2 separate regions of the Homo sapiens genome follow, and region 2 is linked to region 1. Evidence: chromatin loops called from intact Hi-C (ENCODE). Cell type or tissue: PC-3. All regions are shown on one strand.

Region 1 (4,000 bases):
AGGATTGTCTCGATCTCCAGACCTCGTGATCCGCCCACCTCGGCCTCCCAAAGTGCTGGGATTACAGGCATGAGCCACCGTGCCCAGCTCCTCCTCCTTCTTGATGCCCCTTTACATCAAGAAAATCACAGTTCCTGTCCAAGAGAAGTTCACAGTCTGATTTATTCACTTAACAACTAACTTAGCATCTACTCTCCCTACTCGCAAACTGAATAGTATGGGCACCTTAAGACCCCACACCTCAGGACGGGGTTTGCACTCAGAAGGTCACCTTTCCCCAGCGTGGACTTCATGTGAGGCATGAGAAACTATCACGTTACTTTCCTAAGGAATTAAATGGTCTGAGCACTGTAGCAACTTTTCTTTCTCAGTATAATCCATGAAAAACATGGCCTAAATCATGATAACACTAAGCCCCAAATTTTCAGAGTAGGACATGAAATTATATCTTAGTGACTTCCTTTGACCCAAAAGAAAAATGCAAAGCTGGCCTCACTTGGTTTATCTTCATGTTAATCGTGAAGGAGGAGTGTGTTTAAAACACCAGCAGACGAATGCCATTTTTCAACTTTTTCCACACAATGTTAGGTGCCTCTTGAGCTACGGTATTTGTTTAAATCATCGACTCCAATGACCCTACTCTCTCTATTTATTATGCTTTGGATGAAATAATATTGTAGGAGTTCCTATTTTTTAAATTCCATGCTACTATAAAATATACACTGGATCCATCACTATTTCACCAATCCGTTCATGACTTTGAAATCATAAATGGGTTAGCTTCAAACCTTCCTTTTCTGAGAAAAATAAGATAAACCCTGTTTCATTTACTTTGGAAAGTGCTAGCTTCTTTATTTCAAATACACAGCTCAGATTTATGTTTTCTTTTTAATAGATTTTTCTGTTTTTCTAATGCCTAGCCTGGATGATCATCTTTGGAAAACAGAACTGCTTTTGGACAAATGCTGATATCACAGATTAAAAGGGGATATAACTCTTTACACATGAAAGGGAAGATTTCCCTTAGTTCTTACCTCAGCAATAACAGCAGCAATAGATTCTATCCAAGAAGTTTTAATCACATATGTCAGCATGACATTTTTATAATAAAGAGAACTTAATTATTAACTGATCACAAATTAACTATCTATTATTGTGTTGGGCCAAATATTGTCTAAAATGAATGATCATTCTTTCTTAAAAATTCTTTCTTCCTCAAAAAGATTATATCAATTTTATTAATTGTAATGGGAGTATATTTACGTAGCTAACATACCAATGTAAACATAGGCATGATATAAATCTGTAAATTAATAGCAACACTGAAGCTATTTGAAATAACATAGTTACGTTTTGGCCATTAAGATTGACAAATAGGCCAGGTGCCATAGCTCACACCTGTAATCCCAACACTTCAGGAGGCTGAGGCAGGCAGATCTCTTGAGGTCAGGAGTTCGAGACCAACCTGGTCAACAAGATAAAACCCCGTCTCTACTAAAAATACAAAAAATTAGCCAGGTGTGGTGGCACTTGCCTGTAGTCCCAGCTACTTGGGAGGCTGAGGCAGGAGAATCGTTTGAACCCAGGAGGCATAGGTTGCAGTGAGCCAAGGTTGTGCTGCCACACTCCAGGCTGGGACTGTCTCAAAAGAAAAAAAAGAAAAGAAAAGAAAAAAAAGATTAGCAAATACATAATTGGAATAGTTGATATACCTGTTATTTCTACCCTGTCCAACCTACGGGATCTCTTTATGAGTAAATGGAATCAGGGACTTTGAAACTATGCTTAGTGTTACAAATAGCAAGTTATAAAAAAAGTGACCATTTAGAACAGCGTTTCTCAATCTTTTACTCATTACCACCCCTCCGCCAAGGAACCCTTTTTAGACATCTTCCCTAATCAATCCCCCGTATGATTCTAATATCACAGATATAGTGTTTATGTACTACATATATGTATATCTGTGACTTATATATAAAAAGGATTTTTAAAACACACCCCTTAAGAACCAATTTTTATTCATCTGGGGGCAGTATTACCCCTACTGATTTTGAGGATTTAAAAATATAGAGAAAGATAGCAGCCCCCAAATTCCCACTTGGAAAGAGGGTTGTTCTACTTTTCTTGAATCACAGCCAAAAACAATGGGCCTAGATCAAAATAAATACAAAATCATTTTCTGGGATTGGGTGGGGAAAGATAAATCTTCATTTCTAAGCTGACTTTTTTCCCCTGAAAATATTAGTTGTTATCTAACAGCAGTGAGCCTATTACTGACTGAAAGGAAATGTTGACCTTTGGTACTCAGCCCTGTATATGACCATAAACACGACTTCACCCATTACCATCATCACTCACTCATTCACTTCCTGACATTTGCCCAACCAGCTCTGCCTCAGGAGTTAGAGATGCAAGGAAGGATAACACTCAACTTGAATTTCTTCATTCCACTAATGAGACCAGCAATCTTAGAAGTAGTAAAAAAGTAAACAAATCTATGTATTCCAAAACACCTAGAATGTCTAAAGAAAGAAAGTGTATTGCTATTTCTGGAAGAGAAATAAAGCATAACATTGAGAGGCAGTGATTATGAATCACAGCCCTGTTACCGTGTACATAGAGACAATTTCCATTCTTTTGAATAAGCAAACCAACAGCCTGACTTTGGCCATCCACAAGTGTGTCAACAAATCTGCCTTAAAACTGACTTGCAAAAGTTTGAGTTACAACTTTAAAGGGCTCATAAAGGAATGGTGAGATGGTGTCTTGTGGCAGCCAGCTTCTACTTTGAATCTAATTAAGTATTTCAACCACTGTAGGTTAAAACGTTGATTCCCAAATGGGGCTTCCACACGGGAGTTGTAGTTTTTCAAAACAGTTGCCTCCTCCATTTGTTTTTGTCTCCAGCCAGCCTTAAACCTCAGGCACCACCTGCTTTAAAAGTTCCCTTTCACAGCCATGATGTAGTGGGAGGACATGCAGCTTTGGCAAGATCATGGTTCACTGAAAAGCAACTTTGCACTAGCACGCCATTTATTTCTGACATGCTGGCAAAATTGAAAAAGGCTTTAACTCCACAAGGGGTAACATTTTTCTTTAGGAAAATTGTCAACACAGGTAAAACAGCTGTGGGCAAATTAAGAGAAATTAGCTATTGAGTCAAATTCCTGTAGCTTGGGGATGATTTTCATTGACATAAACGTAGTCTAAAGTCATAAAAAGGAGTGTTTCCCAAACGAGATCCAGGGATGCTGATGATAGCGAGTCTGTGATCTATCGTCCATCTGAGAGTGAAGGGGGAAATCACATCATCCCTAACTATTTGGCTGCTCCTACTCTTGTTAACAAGGGCCGAGAGCCCCAGTAAGTAAGTGGTGGGAGGAAGGTCAGCACAGATGGGGATGTGGGGACAAATCACATGCATATGACCACCAAAAAGGGAGCTGATGTCAAACGGTATCCCAGAGGCTGGCCTGGCCAAGCTCCTCAGACAGTCTCCATCTTCTCTATGATTTAAAAGCTGCAAAGAGTATGAATGTTGTGAGAGACAATTTTGATGGTGTAAGTCTTATAAGAAGTCTGGGAAAGAATAATGGCAAAAGCCCCTTTTCACCAACTAAGAAAGAAATTACAGCCTTTCCAAAATTCCTACCCATAAGTCCAGATTTTAAACTTGGCTGCTGTCTATGAAATAATAATAATAATGAGGGCTTCCTTTGTCCAAGAGATGAGTTTCAGGGGAGAGGTAGAAAGAAGACAAAGACAGCAAAACAGATTGTCAGGGTGAAAGTAAGAGTGTAGGTGGCTATGGAGCAAGAGAGAGAATAAAATGTAGTCAAAAGAATCAGAGCACCTAGTGTTGAATTGTTCATTTACATCAACATTTCCAAAAGTATCTTCCCTGGACCATAAGTTAACTATGTTCAGAAATGCATGTTCATCTCTCACATGGTGTTTAACAGTGTCTATTTCTATATTCAATTCTCTAAGGAGTCCTGCA
Region 2 (4,000 bases), 65 kb after region 1:
TATACTGAGGCAGAAAGTTAAATTAAGATCTAATGCAGTTATCTCAAAATTAAGGAACCAGTCAAAGCAGTAATCTTTAATGTGAGTACAGTAAAGTCAGCAAACAAATAAAATGGGCCAAAAGCCCCCTGCCAGCCCCTTGCACCCATTAGGTTCTATTTATGTGCCTCATGCCCTGTAGAAGACAGTGCTGGCATTGAGCAAATGTCTAGGAAAAGCTGTTAAGTCTCACAGATGTACAAATTATGTTAGCTGATTTCCCAATGCTTCTTTAACACACTATAAATAAACTATCCTAACTGGTTTTTGTAAATAACTTTGCGATAGGTCACTTGTGAAATGAATTCACTACTTGTCCTATCTCAGAAGGTGACTGGGAAATTAAATAAAATGATATATTTATGTTTACCATGTATTTGTTTTTATTTATCATCCTAGTCATTACTATTATCAACTTAATATAACAGGTCAGATAACTTCTCTAATGATATTTTTAGCACTGATCAATTAAAATACTTTATATGGGCTTTTGTATTTATGCTTTGGTGATACCAACCCTTTATAGGTTGGCAAAACTGTATGGCTTATTAGATTGTTGGTTAGTTTGCACATGTTTACAAAAATCCGCTAAGACTCAGGAATGCCCTTTTATTCTTTTTTCATAACTCTGCCCATTTTTTTCAGTACCTCTACAAACGCACAAACCTTATTAAGGTATATCTTCTCCAAGTTCCCTAGCAGAGAGTAGGTGCTCCATAAACACTGCAAGAAGAGGGGGACAATCTTACCTAAGTATCCCATACCTCTACCGTTGTGAAGAAAAAATGTAAGTGAAACCAGTTGCCTCACAGGTGTGAAGAATTCCCTAGGGTCACATGCATTTAAAAGAGGCCTTCCTCTTGAGGGCACTGTGTAACACCCACAGGGACAATTCTAACATGGAATCATCAAGACCAGCCCTAGAAATAATGGATCAGAAGTCAAGTCTGGGAAACACTGCATATGCCAACCTTCTCCAAGTCACAATAAAGGCTCTGAGAAGTCCCACAGAAACAAACCTGTTTAACAGTCCTTAAAAACTGAGTTGACTTTAGAACTTTCTCTCCTTCCTCTTTCCTCTCTCCCTCCTTTCCTCCCTTCCCTCTTTCCTTCCTTCTTTCCTTCTTTTCCTCCTTCCCTGATTCTTTCCTTCCTCCCTTTTTCCCTCTGTCTCCTACTTTCTTTCTATTTTCAGGGCACCTTAAAGACTAGTTGAGGAACACTATTATGGTAATTCTAAACTAACAAACACGACTTGTCAAATGGAGAAGGGAGACATTTTTATACTGTACAGCCTTCCTAGCACCTCTCAGAAATTCCCATGCAGGTGTGAAGCAGGACAGTACTCAGCTCATGGGGTGTGAGGGCTGTTAGTGCATGCACAATGCCGAGAGGGCACCACACACAGAGGAAGTGCTCCATAAATATGTGCTATCACCATCATCATCATTATTAATTATGGTATCCACCAGGGATTGGTCCCAGGGCCCCCCTTGGCTACCAAAATGCATGGATGCTCATGTCCTTGATATAAAATGGTATTTGCATATAACCTACACACATCCTCCTGTATACTTCAAATCATCTCAAGTCCTTATAACACCTAATATAATGTAAATGCTATATGAGTGGTTTTATAGTGCATTCTTTTAATTTGTGTTGTTTTTATTGTTGTGTTGTTATTTTTTATTGTTTTTTTTTCTGAATATTTGTCATCCATGGTTAGTTGAATTCATGGATACACAGAGCAACTGGACTAAAGTTAACCTTGGACTAGTCCTGAGTGAACCTCTGAAATGTTAACTGGAGTATATGTTCAGAACACGCTTCTTGGTGGCAAATATTTTTGAATCAACAAATGAACCAGCTTCTCCTGGGGCAGGCTATTTTTAACATGTTTTAAAATGACCTCTCACTGTTCCGTGGGTGGGTGGGCAGCTGTTTGCAATTACAGCCATCTATGTGGTCCACAGGTATGCCAGCGCTGGGGAATCTGGCTTTTTGTGAAATGTTTTTAAGTAACTTGCTGCCACACTGCACTCAGCAGCCAAACCACACCAAATGGAAATGTACTAAAAGAGATGGGCCGAGCAAAGCGCTCCCTGAAAAACAGACAAGTGACTCATGCTCATAAAATATCACTACCATGGTGACTCTTCAAACACGCTGCCCCGTCCTCGGAGGGGCGCGCATGGCATTTCTGCCAACCGTTTATTGGCCTATTGTTGAGAATGATGGTTTTTTCACAGTGGCTTCTTACTTCTTTATTGGCAAGGCCAGAAGACACGTTGGTGCTGAAGACAGGCCTTCTCAGCTCCGGGAGGAAGAAAACCTCCTTCCCGGACTGCTGCAAACTTCTAAACAAAAGCCTGCAGCCAATTGCACTGTAGCAACCACCAGCAAGGGTGTGAGTGGGTTTTTTGTTGGTGGTGTTCTGAGGCATTGAAATGAAGCAAATAGTCACATGAAGGATTTCTGGAAAATACACGCTCTTTTCATCCTTTCAAAAGCTGTCAAGCCTTAGAATACGGAAATGGCAGTTTGGAAAGCTCCTTATTTGGAAAGAGTTAACCCCACGTCCCTCCAGGCTACCTGCTCCCATCAGGGTTCTTCAGCTGCTCACCCCTGACTGGCTGTGCCTGCTTTTCCCCATCCGGCTGTGAGTGGGCACACACGTGTGGTGTGTGTGTGCACATGTGTACATGTGTGGTGGATACATGTGGTATGGTGTGTGTGTACGTGTTAGTTGTGTATATGGGGGGGTTGTGTGTGCAGTCTGTTGTGGAGTGTGTGGGATGTCAGCGTGTGTTGGGTGTGTGTGCTGAGTGTGTGTATATTTGTATATGTGTGTGTAATGCATTGGGTTGGTGTGTGTGTTGGGTATATTTGGAGGTTTGTGTGTGGTGTGTAGAGGGTGTGTGGTGTGTATATGTGCTGGGTGTGTGTGTGTTGGGTGTGGGTATGTGTGTTTATATGTGTATGTGTGTTTGGTGTGTTGAGTTTGTGTGTGGTGTGGTGCATGTGTTGGGGATATAGTGGAGGTTTAGAGTTTGTGGGGAGGGGTTGAGTGTGTGTGGTGTGTGGAGTCTGTGTGGTGTCAATGTGTTTTGGATGTGTACATATGTGTATGTGTGTGTGGTGTGTTGGATTTGGATGTGCTGTGTGTGTGTTGGGTGTAGGGGAGGTTGTATATGTGTTATGTGTATAACAAGGGACAAATGCTCTTAGCACAAACAGGAAAGATTTCTACCCCACAAAAAAATTCATTTTTATGCCACGTCCTGTGGTCATTGCCAGAGCCAAAGCTTCATACTTATTCCACGATGCAGGAGACACTCTCCACCTGCCCTGATGACACCTGGGGCGTCATACGGCCTACAAATCAACGAGAAGTTGCCAACTGGTTTTTCTGCATTTTATATTATGCTATAGTGGTGGCGGCCAAATATTCGAATAGACTATCTTCATTTTGTTTTACTACCTCTTTCTAACTCGTCCATAATCATCACATTGGAACAAAGGAGGAAGTCAAGAAGAAAGGACAAGTAGGAACATAAGAGAGAAGACGGAAAGGGGAACAGAGAAACAGAGAGACGGCACACCGGGAGACGTTCAGCAGGGCTGCTCAGCGTGGCCTGCACGCGCCCTGGAGGAGGAACGCCCTCGCACCTCCCGGAAACCCAGAACAATTGCCCGAGTGTATCTGAGGATCCATGAATTAACGGTCCCAGAACTGTCATCACCCTCTCACTAACACGCTCTCACCTGTGACATGTTGGCTGGCCCGGGTTTGCAGGTTCAAAGCCGGCTTTGTATACCCACTCCCTCACCATTCCCTTGTGAAATGTGTTCAATTTTCCCCACACGCACACTTCTACGTAATTGTTGCATGTTCTTGTGCTTAATGAGAATAGCATAATACTCAGGTAAAGAAGCCCCAGGTGTTCTGGAACAGTGGTGT

Evidence for each region. Hi-C counts contacts between places; a loop is a spot of excess contacts. Peaks named below come from ENCODE experiments on the same cell type or tissue, not always from the same donor. Only the 100,000 strongest peaks of a DNase experiment are listed, where the experiment ranks them.
Region 2: a loop joins it to region 1, with 5 times the contacts of the local background. A loop is called at or near these places in 1 of 110 quality-filtered maps.

Annotation. Positions count from the first base shown.
Region 1 is chr6:2,440,711-2,444,710 of GRCh38, reverse strand. No RefSeq gene overlaps it. Among named protein-coding and RNA genes, the nearest start is that of LINC02521, 190 kb to the left of the region's middle. In PC-3, no CTCF peak of the experiment used is centred here; a DNase peak (open chromatin) is centred at 2,380; H3K27ac peaks cover 1,471 bases.
Region 2 is chr6:2,375,331-2,379,330 of GRCh38, reverse strand. The region is part of intron 4 of GMDS-DT (GMDS divergent transcript); the gene reads right to left. Among named protein-coding and RNA genes, the nearest start is that of GMDS-DT, 130 kb to the right of the region's middle. In PC-3, no CTCF peak of the experiment used is centred here; a DNase peak (open chromatin) is centred at 2,170; H3K4me3 peaks cover 645 bases; H3K27ac peaks cover 2,010 bases.